Linked DNA regions of Homo sapiens: region 2 is linked to region 1. The links are chromatin contacts, found by Hi-C or POLR2A ChIA-PET in ENCODE. All regions are on one chromosome and are shown on one strand. Each heading gives the region's core, a stretch centred on a gene start or an enhancer-like site at or near the end of the contact. The rest is flanking DNA. Distances are from core to core; before and after follow the strand shown.

What was found. A loop is a pair of places that touch in the nucleus more often than their neighbours do. ChIA-PET counts read pairs that join two places held with the same protein, here RNA polymerase II (POLR2A). Pooled maps may share reads with other maps.
Region 2: a map of PC-3 shows a loop between it and region 1 (8-fold over the local background). The contact joins two enhancer-like sites. A Hi-C loop is called at or near these places in 2 of 168 maps with a recorded cell type or tissue (MCF 10A and PC-3) and 4 of 50 pooled maps. POLR2A ChIA-PET finds 5 or more read pairs at or near these places in 3 of 52 experiments (MCF 10A, PC-9 and activated naive CD4-positive, alpha-beta T cell).

What each region holds. Positions count from the first base shown.
Region 1 is chr12:93,623,580-93,629,229 of GRCh38, forward strand. It overlaps a transcript of SOCS2 not described here. Among named protein-coding and RNA genes, the nearest start is that of CRADD, 51 kb to the right of the region's middle. RefSeq lists an enhancer at 975-2,174. Within about 2 kb of position 1,557, at least 7 of the 41 ENCODE cell types and tissues checked have a DNase peak (open chromatin) inside an H3K27ac peak, as active enhancers do; they include PC-3 and PC-9, where a contact is called at or near this core.
Region 2 is chr12:93,739,091-93,744,123 of GRCh38, forward strand. All of the region lies in intron 2 of CRADD (CARD and death domain containing adaptor protein), which reads left to right. Among named protein-coding and RNA genes, the nearest start is that of CRADD-AS1, 3.8 kb to the left of the region's middle. RefSeq lists enhancers at 2,228-3,184, 3,185-4,141 and silencers at 3,228-3,397, 3,428-3,517. Within about 2 kb of position 3,266, at least 32 of the 41 ENCODE cell types and tissues checked have a DNase peak (open chromatin) inside an H3K27ac peak, as active enhancers do; they include PC-3 and PC-9, where a contact is called at or near this core.

The DNA.
Region 1 (5,650 bases), core at 307-2,806:
TTATGGTGTCTCTGGGTGAACATGTAAGATGCCATTTAAAATGCTGTATAGAGACATGGGCACTACCCTCTAGGTACTAGCTGTGGTCTAAATGCATCCTCTAAAATTCACAAGTTGACATTTAATCATGAATTTTTTTTTTTTTGAGACAGGGTCTCGCTCTGCTGCCCACGCAGGAGTGCAATCGCGATCTCAGCTCACTGCAACCTCCGCCTCCCGAGCTCAAGCGATTCTCCTGCCTCAGCCTCCCAAATAGCTGGGATTACAGGCACACACCACCATGTCCAGCTAATTTTTGTATTTTTAGTAAAGACAGGGTTTTGTCTTGTTGGCCCGGCTGGTCTTGAACTCCTGACCTCAGGTGATCACCCACGTCAGCCTCCCAAAGTGCTGGGATTACAGGTGTGAGCCACCCCACCCAGCCTGAGCCACTGCGCCTGGTCTTAATCACGAATATTAATAGGTGGGGTCTTTAGGAGGTAATTAAGTCATGAGAGTGAAAGCCTCATGAATGGGATTAGCCGCCTTGTAAAAGGTCTGGAGGAAACTAGTGTTTGTCCCTTGTTATCCTTCCATCCCTTCCACCACATGAGGACACAGAGGTCAAGGTGCCATCTTGAAAGCAAAGACTAGGCCCTCACCAGACACGAAACCTGCCAGCGCTTTGACTTTGGACTTCCCAGCTTCCAGAACTATGAAAAATACATTTCTGGCCAAGCGCAGTGGCTCACGCCTGTAATCCCAGCACTCTGGGAGGCCAAGGCGGGTGGATCACGAGGTCAAGAGATTGAGATCATCCTGACCAACATGGTGAAACCTTGTCTCTACTTAAAATACAAAAAATTAGCCAGGTGTGGTGGCAGGCACCTGTAGTCCCAGCTACTAGGGAGGCTGAGGCAGGAGAATCACTTGAATCCGGGAGGCGGAGGTTGTAGTGAGCCGAGATTGCACCACTGCACTCAGCCTGGCAACAGAGAGAGACTCCATCTAAAAAAAAAAAAAAATCTATTATGTGTTAATTACCAGTTCTTAGGTGTTTTGTTATAGCAGCACAAACAGACTAAGACAATACTCATCACCCAAGTCACTCTGGAAGGCACTGTTTTATAAGAGCAGAACAGAGTGTGATACATGAATGCTGCAGGCATCAGAAATTGCTGGAACCCATTAAGTTGCTCCCATTAAGTTGGGGGCAGGGTAAAATAAGTAGAAGTACACAGTATGCCACTGTGTGGGCAAAGTTGTTTCTGATTTCATACTAAAGATAGAACCCTAAAACAAGACCTAACAAGAGGTTTCTTTGTGGAAACAATCTTCTTGGGTTAATAGCTAAATATAGTGACTAATGCTTCTTCCTGTTCTTTCTCGACTATACCTTATGAGCTACCTTTAGAACAAGCAGGTTGAAGCCCTGCCTTTTACTAATCCCCTGAGATAATCTTTTTAAAACTCTCAGTGGCAAGTGAAGACCCCAGTGTTTTCCCCATCTCTGAGATTTCTTTCATATCCCTTTAGCATTCGCATTTGCTCTTACTGGTTATTTCCCATGCTGAATCATTCACTGACTATCTGGTCATCTCCTGGGGGAGCCAAATAGTTTTAAACATTCTCAGTGACTCATCTATCCTCACCAGTTCTTTTATTTATTTGTTGTTGATGTGTCATACACACACAATCTCTCTCTGTCATTAAAATGCTAAAAAAAGTTTCTATTTACCGTCATAGTATACTCCACTTTCTCAGTGCATGTCTTCACTTGTTTTGTAGTTTTCTAGTTCATGCAATTGAAATAAAGGTACAGTTACTTAGTCTTTAACCAAGTCCCAGGTTTAGCCAAAATTGTCAAACTCAGGATTCAGCCCTTCAAAGCTTACGAATTTATTGAGGGCCGGGCGCGGTGGCTCACATTTGTAATCTCAGCACTTTGGGAGGCCCAGGCGAGTGGATCACCAGAGGTCAGGAGTTTGAGACCAGCCTGGCCAACATGGTGAAACCCAGTCTCTACTAAAAACACAAAAATTAGCTGGGTGTGGTGGCACGTGCCTGTAATCTTAGCTACTCGGGAGGCTGAGGCAGGAGAATTGCTTGAACCTGGGAGGCGGAGGTTGCAATGAGCTGAGATCACGCCACTGCACTCCAGCCTGGGCAACAGGGTGAGACCATCTCAAAAAAAAAAAAAAAAAAAAAGAGAATTACTTGGTGAAAATAATTCCATATCATTACTATTTTGTAAAAGGGAAACTGCTCTCTTAGCACATTGTGTTGTTTGCTTTGCTACCTTCAGTTGCTCTGCGTCAGAACCCTGTATCTGAAATCCCTCAATAATGAGACTAACTGAGGTAGTGGTGATACTCTATCTTGTTATTTTAAAGCAGGCCTGCAAATACTGGGTGCTCAGTAACCATGAGAAAAAGGCCTGATAAAAGCAACAACAGAAGCAATTGGGACCCAAGGTGGACACCACGGCAAATCCTCAGCGCCTGGGTTTTAGACGGTTCTGCCAAAGGTTTGGTTCTTTCCAGCCTGAGATCATTGCTTAGATCTTTCTGGGGTGTAGTTAAAGTAAAATGAGCCTCTTTCTATTTATCCCACAGATGCCGTTCTCTCTTAACAATGTACTCCTTGAAGGCTTCTTAAGGTAATGTCTGGTCTCTGCTGAATGCAGCCATAAATGCAATAGAACGCTACCTTTGCTGAATGTGCTCAGTCCTCCCCCCTTAGCACAGCTCACCCTACTAGCCTTATCTTGCTGGCCTCCCTCTACCCCCACTGCAACCTCCCAACAGGCTTTAAAATCCAGACATACCTAACGAATCACACAATTACCAAGCAGGTCAGGATACTTTACATCAGAGCCTCTGAACATACTGTTCTCTTCCCAGAATGCCCTTCTCCACCTCATCCACCTGGAGAACCCCTACGTATCCTTCAAGACTCAACTCAAGCTTTTTTTGTTTTAACCCCCCTACAGCCTTCTTACCTTTCCAAATAGCACCAGAACTTTTCATCCACCACTGTACCTTGTATGCAACTGTGTTACAGCACTCTCTAAACCTTCATGTCATCTGCCTTACTTTTTGAGGTTTATGAGAGGAGTGATATGGTTTGGATGTTTATCCCCTCCAAATCTCATGTTGAAATGTGATTCCCAATGTTGGAGGTGGGGCCTGATGGGAGGCAATTGGATCATGAGGGCGTATCCTTCATTAAGCGGTTAGCACATCTTCTTGGTGATAAGTAAGTTCTTATTCTGAGTTCACACAGGGTCTGGTTGTTTAAAAAAGTGTGGCACAACACCCTCACCTTGCTCCCACTTGACCTTCCATCATGACTGTAAGCTTCCTGAGGCCCTCACTAGAAGCTGAGCAGATGTTGGTGCCATGCTTGTTGATATAGTTTGAATATATGTCCCCACCAAATCTCATGTTGAATGGTAATCTCCAATGTTGGAGATGAGGTCTGGTGGGAGGTGTTTGGGTCATGGGGTGGATCCCTCATGGTTTGCGGCTGCACTGGTGATAGTGAGTTCTCACAAGATCAGGTCATTTATAAATGTGTGGCACCTCCCCAGTCTTGCTCCTCCTCCCGCCTTGTGAGATGCCTATTCCCCTTTGCTTTCCACCATGATTGTAGGCTTCTTGAGGCCTCCCCTGAAGCTGATGCTGGCACTATGATTCCTGTACAGCCTGCAGAACTGTGAGCCAACTAAACCTCATTTCTTTATAAATTACCCAGTCTCAGGTATTCCTTTATAGTAATGCGAGAATGGCCTAACACAAGGAGGGACTTACATTATTTTCTGAATCTCAGTGCTTATCTCCTGGAAAGTGTTTACAAAGTATTTGTTGAATGAGTAAATAATTATTTTGAAATATTTATAACTCTCTGATAACATAACATTATATGGTAATAGAGAATTTAGGAAATGCAGAACTATACAAAGAAGAACTAAAAACCATCTGTAATCTCTGGTTAATGGTAATTAACCAAAGTTAATTATTATTCAATAATTTTCTCTGTAGATTTTTTTCTATATTTTTAAAATAACAGCTTTATTGAGATATACTTTACATACCATACAAGTCACCCATTTAAAGTATACAATTCAATGATTTTTAGTATTTCATAGACTTGTATAACCATAATAATAAGTTTTATAACATTTTCATCACCCCAAGAAGTAACCTCATATCCATTAGGAGTCATTCGATTTCCCTCTAACTCTAACCTCCTCCCATCCCTAGGCAATCACTTACCTATTTTTGCCTCTAAAGATTTGCCTATTCTGGACATTTCATAATAAATGAAACCATACAATACACAGCCTTTCGTATCTGGCTTCTTTCACTTAGAATAATATTTTCAAGTTTCATTCATATTATAGGATGTATTAGTTAGCACTTCATTCCTTTTTATGGCCAATAGTATTCCATGGCATTAATATACCACATTTTATTTATATGGTCATCAGTTGATGGACATTTGGGTTGTTTCTACCTTTTTGGCTATTGTGTATAATGCTGCTATGAAGATTTGTGTACAAGTTTTTATATGGACATATGTGTTTGTTTTTCTCTTAAGTACATGCCTAGGAATAGAATTTCTGGGTCAAATGGTAACTCTATGTTTAACCTTTTGGGGAAACTTCTAGACTTTTTTCTTTCAAAGATGCTGCACCATTTTACATTCCCATTAACAGTGTACCAGTGTTATTCTAGATTCTCCACATCCTTGTCCGCACTTATTATTAGCTATCTTTTTTATGTGGCATCTCATTGTGGCTTTGATTTGCATTTTCTTGATAGACAATTATGTTAAGTATCTTTCCATGTATTTATTGGCCATTTATGTATCTTCCTGGGAAGATCATTCAAGTCCTTGGCAATTTTTAGTTGGGTTATTAGTCTTTTAAATTATTGAGTTGTAGGCATTCTTTATACATTGTAGTTACAATTCCTTTATAAGATATGTGATTTGTAAATATTATCTCTTATTCTGCGGGCTGGCTGTCTTTCCACTTTCTTGATGGTGTACTTTGAAGCACAGAAGTTTTTAATTTTGGTGAAGTTCAGTGTATCTATTTTTCCTTTTGTTGCTGTGCTTTTCATGTTAGATCTAAGAAGCCATTGCTTAACTGAAAGTCAGAAAGATTTCACCTATCTTTTCTGAGAGTTTCACCTATCTTTTCTTCTAAGAGTTTTATAGTTTTAGCTCATACATTTAAGATGTCTTTGATCTAGTTTGATTTAATTTTTGTAGATGGTGTGAGATAGGGGTCCTACTTTATTCAGTAGGCTATCCAATTGTTCCAGTACCATCTGTTGGATAAATTATTCTCCCCCAACTGAATTGTTTTGACACTCTTGTCAAAAATCAATTGACTGTAAGTATGGTTTACTTCTAACTCTGAATTACATGCTGTTGATCTATATGTCTATCCTGGAGCCAATACCACACTATCTTGATTATTGTAGCTTTCTTGTGAGTTTTGTAGTTGGCAAGTATGAATCCTCAACTTCATTCTTCTATTTCAAGATTGGATTATTTTTGGGACTGTTGAATTTTCATATGAATTTTGAGATTAGCTTGTCAACTTCTGCAAAAAGGCCAGCTGTGATTTTGAAAGGAATGACATTGAATTTGTGGATCA
Region 2 (5,033 bases), core at 2,016-4,515, 120 kb after region 1:
ACTATGTAGAGACACGAAGCCACCTATCCTGACCAAACTTGGCAGTGGTCAGGGGATAGGAGGAAGTGTAGTGCCATGGGATGGGCACCAGCCCTGATGAACTCGACTTTCTTTCCATTTCTCTCCTGCATCCAAATGTTGAGGAGACTTTGAGTAGTAGTGTAGCCTCTTTTCCTTTTAAAAATCTGCACCCTGCTTATTTCCAATACAGATATGAGGTTGGTACCCACTAATCTTAACAGGATATATATATATATATCTAAAGTATATAACATATTATTTAAAAACTAATGTATTATTTAGGTTTTATTAAATTATCCTGTTTTTAGGCTATGCTGATGGGCTAAATTTGCCTAAACTCCTGAGATTTAGATTCTCATTTATTGGCATTAGAGGAGTTCCTAAAAAAAAAAAGCTATTAAGATTAAATATCATAAAAATCTTTCTAGGAAAATATAATCAAAAGCATCAAGGCTGTCTCCTACAGTTAGTGGTTTCTATTATTTTGGTTCTCAGAGCTATGACAATGTCACTGGATTTCAAGAATTCAGAAAGACAAAAAGAAAACTCATAATTTTGAAATGGGGAAAGGGAAAGATCTTGGACATAGTCTTCTGTTTTTAAAATAGTCATTCTCATTTTAAAATAGGAAAAAAATTATTTTTCATTTAACAAAGCAAAAAACCCAGTCTGTACTTTTAAATTAATGCAAACATCAATATTTTATAGGGAGAACATTAATAATCATTGTGGAGCCCATTAATCACAATTCTGCTTTTGATTTATTGTAAATATGCCTCCCATTTTCCTCCTCATTACCAATCACCTTCTTTAATTATAAGAGGGCTTTCATTAAAACTTTTGAATCATTTATTTTGGAGCACCTAACTTTAGAAGACATTTATTGATTTTTATAGCATAAAATACAAATGTTTTTATTTTAGAAAACATCATAAACTAAAACTTTATTGGAGGAGTTTGGCTAAAGATTCAAAAATATATAGAAGTAAAAATATATTTAAAACTGCACAGTTTTTACAACAGCATGTATGGCATTTGGATTCAGAATTTTAACTAGCAGTAACCTCATCTGTTTAGTAATGAATTTTAAAATAGAAAAAAAATCTGCCAAAACAGACCAGTTGTTTATTAGCTATTTAACTTTGATGAGCTGAAATGAGATAGTGAAGCAGAATAATTAGAACAACTTTTTTTCTCAACATCTAAATATTTCTCTTTTTCATTAACATTTCAGTTAAGTTTGAAGAAATTCCAAAAATGAGATTCTCATTAACTAAAAGGAATTCTAAGGGTTATAAGCCATCTACATTTTTTCTATGACCTGAAGACTTTTTTTCGAAAACCAATTTTGGGGGAGGATTGTCAGATTTACCTAAGGTTTTGGTTTTTAATTTAAAAAAATTTAAAGAAACTATCTTAGTGATTTTTGTCATCATTTTTATTTGTTGCCATGATTAATATATGGAAATAAGATAAATTGGATTCTATTTCTGTGAAAGCCATATTCTTAACATCAATGCCTACCTAAAAAATATACGAGTCACACTTGATCATTCAGAATCATTTTGAAATTCTCTGGTAATCTTTTAAAAAGCCAGCGTTGACTAGTATTATGTGGCTAGTTATATTTATTACAGCAGTCTAGTTATTGTTTGTGTAACTATAGTTTTTTTCTAATAGAAATAAAATGTCTATTTGCAGGATAAAAAGAAGTATGTATATTTGATGATTTTGTTGTAGAAAATACTTAATACCTTTTAAAAGCTGTTTGACTTTCGGTTTTAAAACAGCTGTGTAGCTTGGTGAGTCCTGCAGATTCCGGCTTTCTCTGTGGCCTTTGAGCCAAGTAATTTTTTGCAACATTTTCCTTTGCTTTCTTATAAACACTCAAAAATTATACTTGCTTTTCCTGAAGGCCAGCTATTAAGTTAGAAAGCACCAAAGGTGTTATGAAATTGCCCTTTATTTTTTCGTACATCAGGGAGGAATGATAGATTTTGTGTATCTCTTGTGTGTCATTAGAACAGAAATATTTAGGGCTGCTAACTCCCGGAGTTGTGTACTTACCCTTATTACAGATGCAATGATTTTGTCTGACTGCATTGCTTTAAGATGAGTTTTATTGCTTTCATGCTTAGGCAAGGATATTTAATTTTATTTGTGTTTAGAGTATCTTGTTGTAATATACTTCTCCCCCATCTTGTGCTCCTAAATTTGGGATAAGCATAGAATCCTTTTAAGAATGTAGGTTATTTTCCAGTTTACTAGAAAGCATGACACATATAAATTAGCGACTAAGGATTATAGCGTCCTTTCCTAAAGGTTATCATGAAAAAAAGTTAAAATGTCAAAGAAGATCCTACTCCAGTAAAAACAATTTACTCTGTAAAATCCTGATACCTCATAGGAAGCTTTGGATCTTGTTCTCAGCTACCAAAATTCTTTAAATATGAAAGTTAACATGACAGGAAAGTGGAATACACTCTGTGCTGAAGACCCACTGTTCAAGGTGTGTGGTTATTAATCTGGGTTTGAATTTACAAATTATATGGTCTGATTAATTTGTAGATAGGGGTCGGTGGAGGTTAGACGATGGGCTTTAGAACAAAGAGGCTGATAAAATACTACTCACAAGCCTTTCTGCTTGTTTGTGACTCTCTGGAAATGCCATTAGATAGTTCTCATAGCTATGGTCAAAATAAGTAGGCTTAGAAATAAAAGACATTTTCTCCCCTGTAAAAGGAGGCGGCTGGCCTGTGCTCTTTCTAGGCTCTTCCCAGAGACAGCAACCTCGGCTTCTGAACCCTTAGTGCTCATTCTATGCTCCACCGCGTCTCCTCTACACGCCATGATCTTTGTTATCTGATTTGCTAGCCATTGTTATGGAAAGTTCTCGACTGTAATGCAAAAAGCTCAGCCTTGGGTCCTTGCTAATGTCAGCAACCCAAAGGCGCCCCTCAAACCACCTCGAAAAGAAAAATCCTTTAAAAGATGTCAAACTCTCCTTTCATGTTAGCCCAAAATGAAGTTCCCGAGCAGCATCTGGCAGAGCAGGGTAATTCAATCTATTTTAATGCAAAGATTTTCCAAGAAGGCAGGAAGCCGTCAAGGAGAAGGCTTTGAGGCATCTGCTGTTTTGTTTCCAGATCCCTTGTGTTAATTTAATGTTTCTAGGGAACCCGGCTCTTTCTTTTTTCTCGGAATCCCTGCTCTAGGAACTGGTGAGTGCGGGGGCGCTGTGGGAGCTGCAGATAAGCCAGCGCTTGGCCGGGCACCCGCGGGCCGCGCAGCGGGGCAGGGAGGCGCGCGGCCCCAGCCGCCCTAGGGCGCCGGCTGCCTCTGCGGGCCCCGGCTGCCCAGCCCAGCGCGGGGAGGCGGCGCCGACTGCCGGGGGGCGCCTGCAAGACCTGTTTATTTGCATTTGTCCAATTTGGCTCAAGTGAAAGGTAAATACGGAGCGATCAGCTTGTCCTCACTCCAGCAAAACCAGGGAAACTCAGCTCCATCTCCAGGAAACAAACCCAACCCAAACCTGAGTGAAACGTAAATCTTGCATAAACAAACACGTTCTTTTGCTTCTGGGAAGGAACACCGGAGAAATGGGCATTCCTTCCGACTGCCCGCCTCCCACTGTCGGTAAAAATGAGCCGTCACAGGTTGCCGGCAATTTCTTGTTGTGTCCCGAGCCATTCCGCGGATCTTGTTTTGAAGGGGCGAGTCAGGTGTTTGTGCGGCTCCAGATCCTGAACAGGTTATGCGCTGGGTCCTTCCTTATCAGGAGGGGGGTCAGGCTGCCCTCCCATTCTCATCTTCCGCCCCAGACCAGAGGCTACACCAAAGTTCACTTTTGAAAAGAAATCCTGCAGAATTAAAAATAAATGTCTGCCCTTTAAAATAGTTTCGTTTTAGTATTATGCATATTTCTGTTTAGGAACTTGTAATGCTAATAATTTATGTTGCTATGACAATTGTCCTGCATACCTAATATTAAATTTAATGAATTAATGTGGCGTATAGAGTAATAGTAACTTAACTAGTACTCCGATAATGCCAGTATTCCCTGTGTTACTAAGTTAATGGAATCAGAATTTTGGAGTTACAATATAGAGGTTTTTTAGGCCAATTTTTCTATGGGATTCTAGGGATCTTTTTATAACATTTCTGCTTTTCGAAGCAGTCTATACCATTGCTGGAGAGCCGTAATTACTAGGATGCTATTTCTTTTTGTTTGTTTGTTTGAGACAGGGTCTTGCTCTGTCATCCAGGCCGGAGTGCAGTGGGTCCAACTCAGTTCACTGCAACCACCACCTCCTAGGCTTAAGCGATCCTCCCACTTCAGCCTCCCCAGCACCTGGGACCACAGGCCCTCGTCACCGTCTGGTTAAGTTTTGTATTTTTTAGTAAAGATTTGGTTTCGCCATGTTGCCCAGGCTGGTCTCGAATAGAACATTATTCCTTATAGTAAGCTGAATTCCCTGTGTAATTATTCTTACTGTCCCTTCAATAATAAAAGCCTAAAATTATTCTTACTCATATATTTTAGTGAGGGTGGTGCATGCTTGAAGACCGTGATGAGTGTTCTCTTCTTATATTCAGGGCAACTATGATCACATATTGGGCTCCAGATCCTTGCTTTATGCATCTTCTTTTGAATTGTTTAGAAACAATGGCAAAATTTCCAATTTCAAGGTAGTGCTTGAAATTATGCAATAAAATGTTATGTTAGCAACATTTTTTTTTATTTTAAAAATTCCTTTGATTATTTCACACTTATATCCTGTTCTCTGTTATGGTAGTTTTGTTTTCTATTTTATTTTTAGTTTCTATGTAATTTATTGTGCTTTAGCTGAAATCACTAAATAAAGATAAATGAGTTTAACAGACTCTTATGTGCTCATTTTTGGTTCTTTTTTGCTTTACCCCTTGTATTCGTTTTCTATTACGGGCATAACAGATTACCACAAATGTAGTGGCTTACCATATCCATTTATTTTCTCATCATTTCTGTGGGT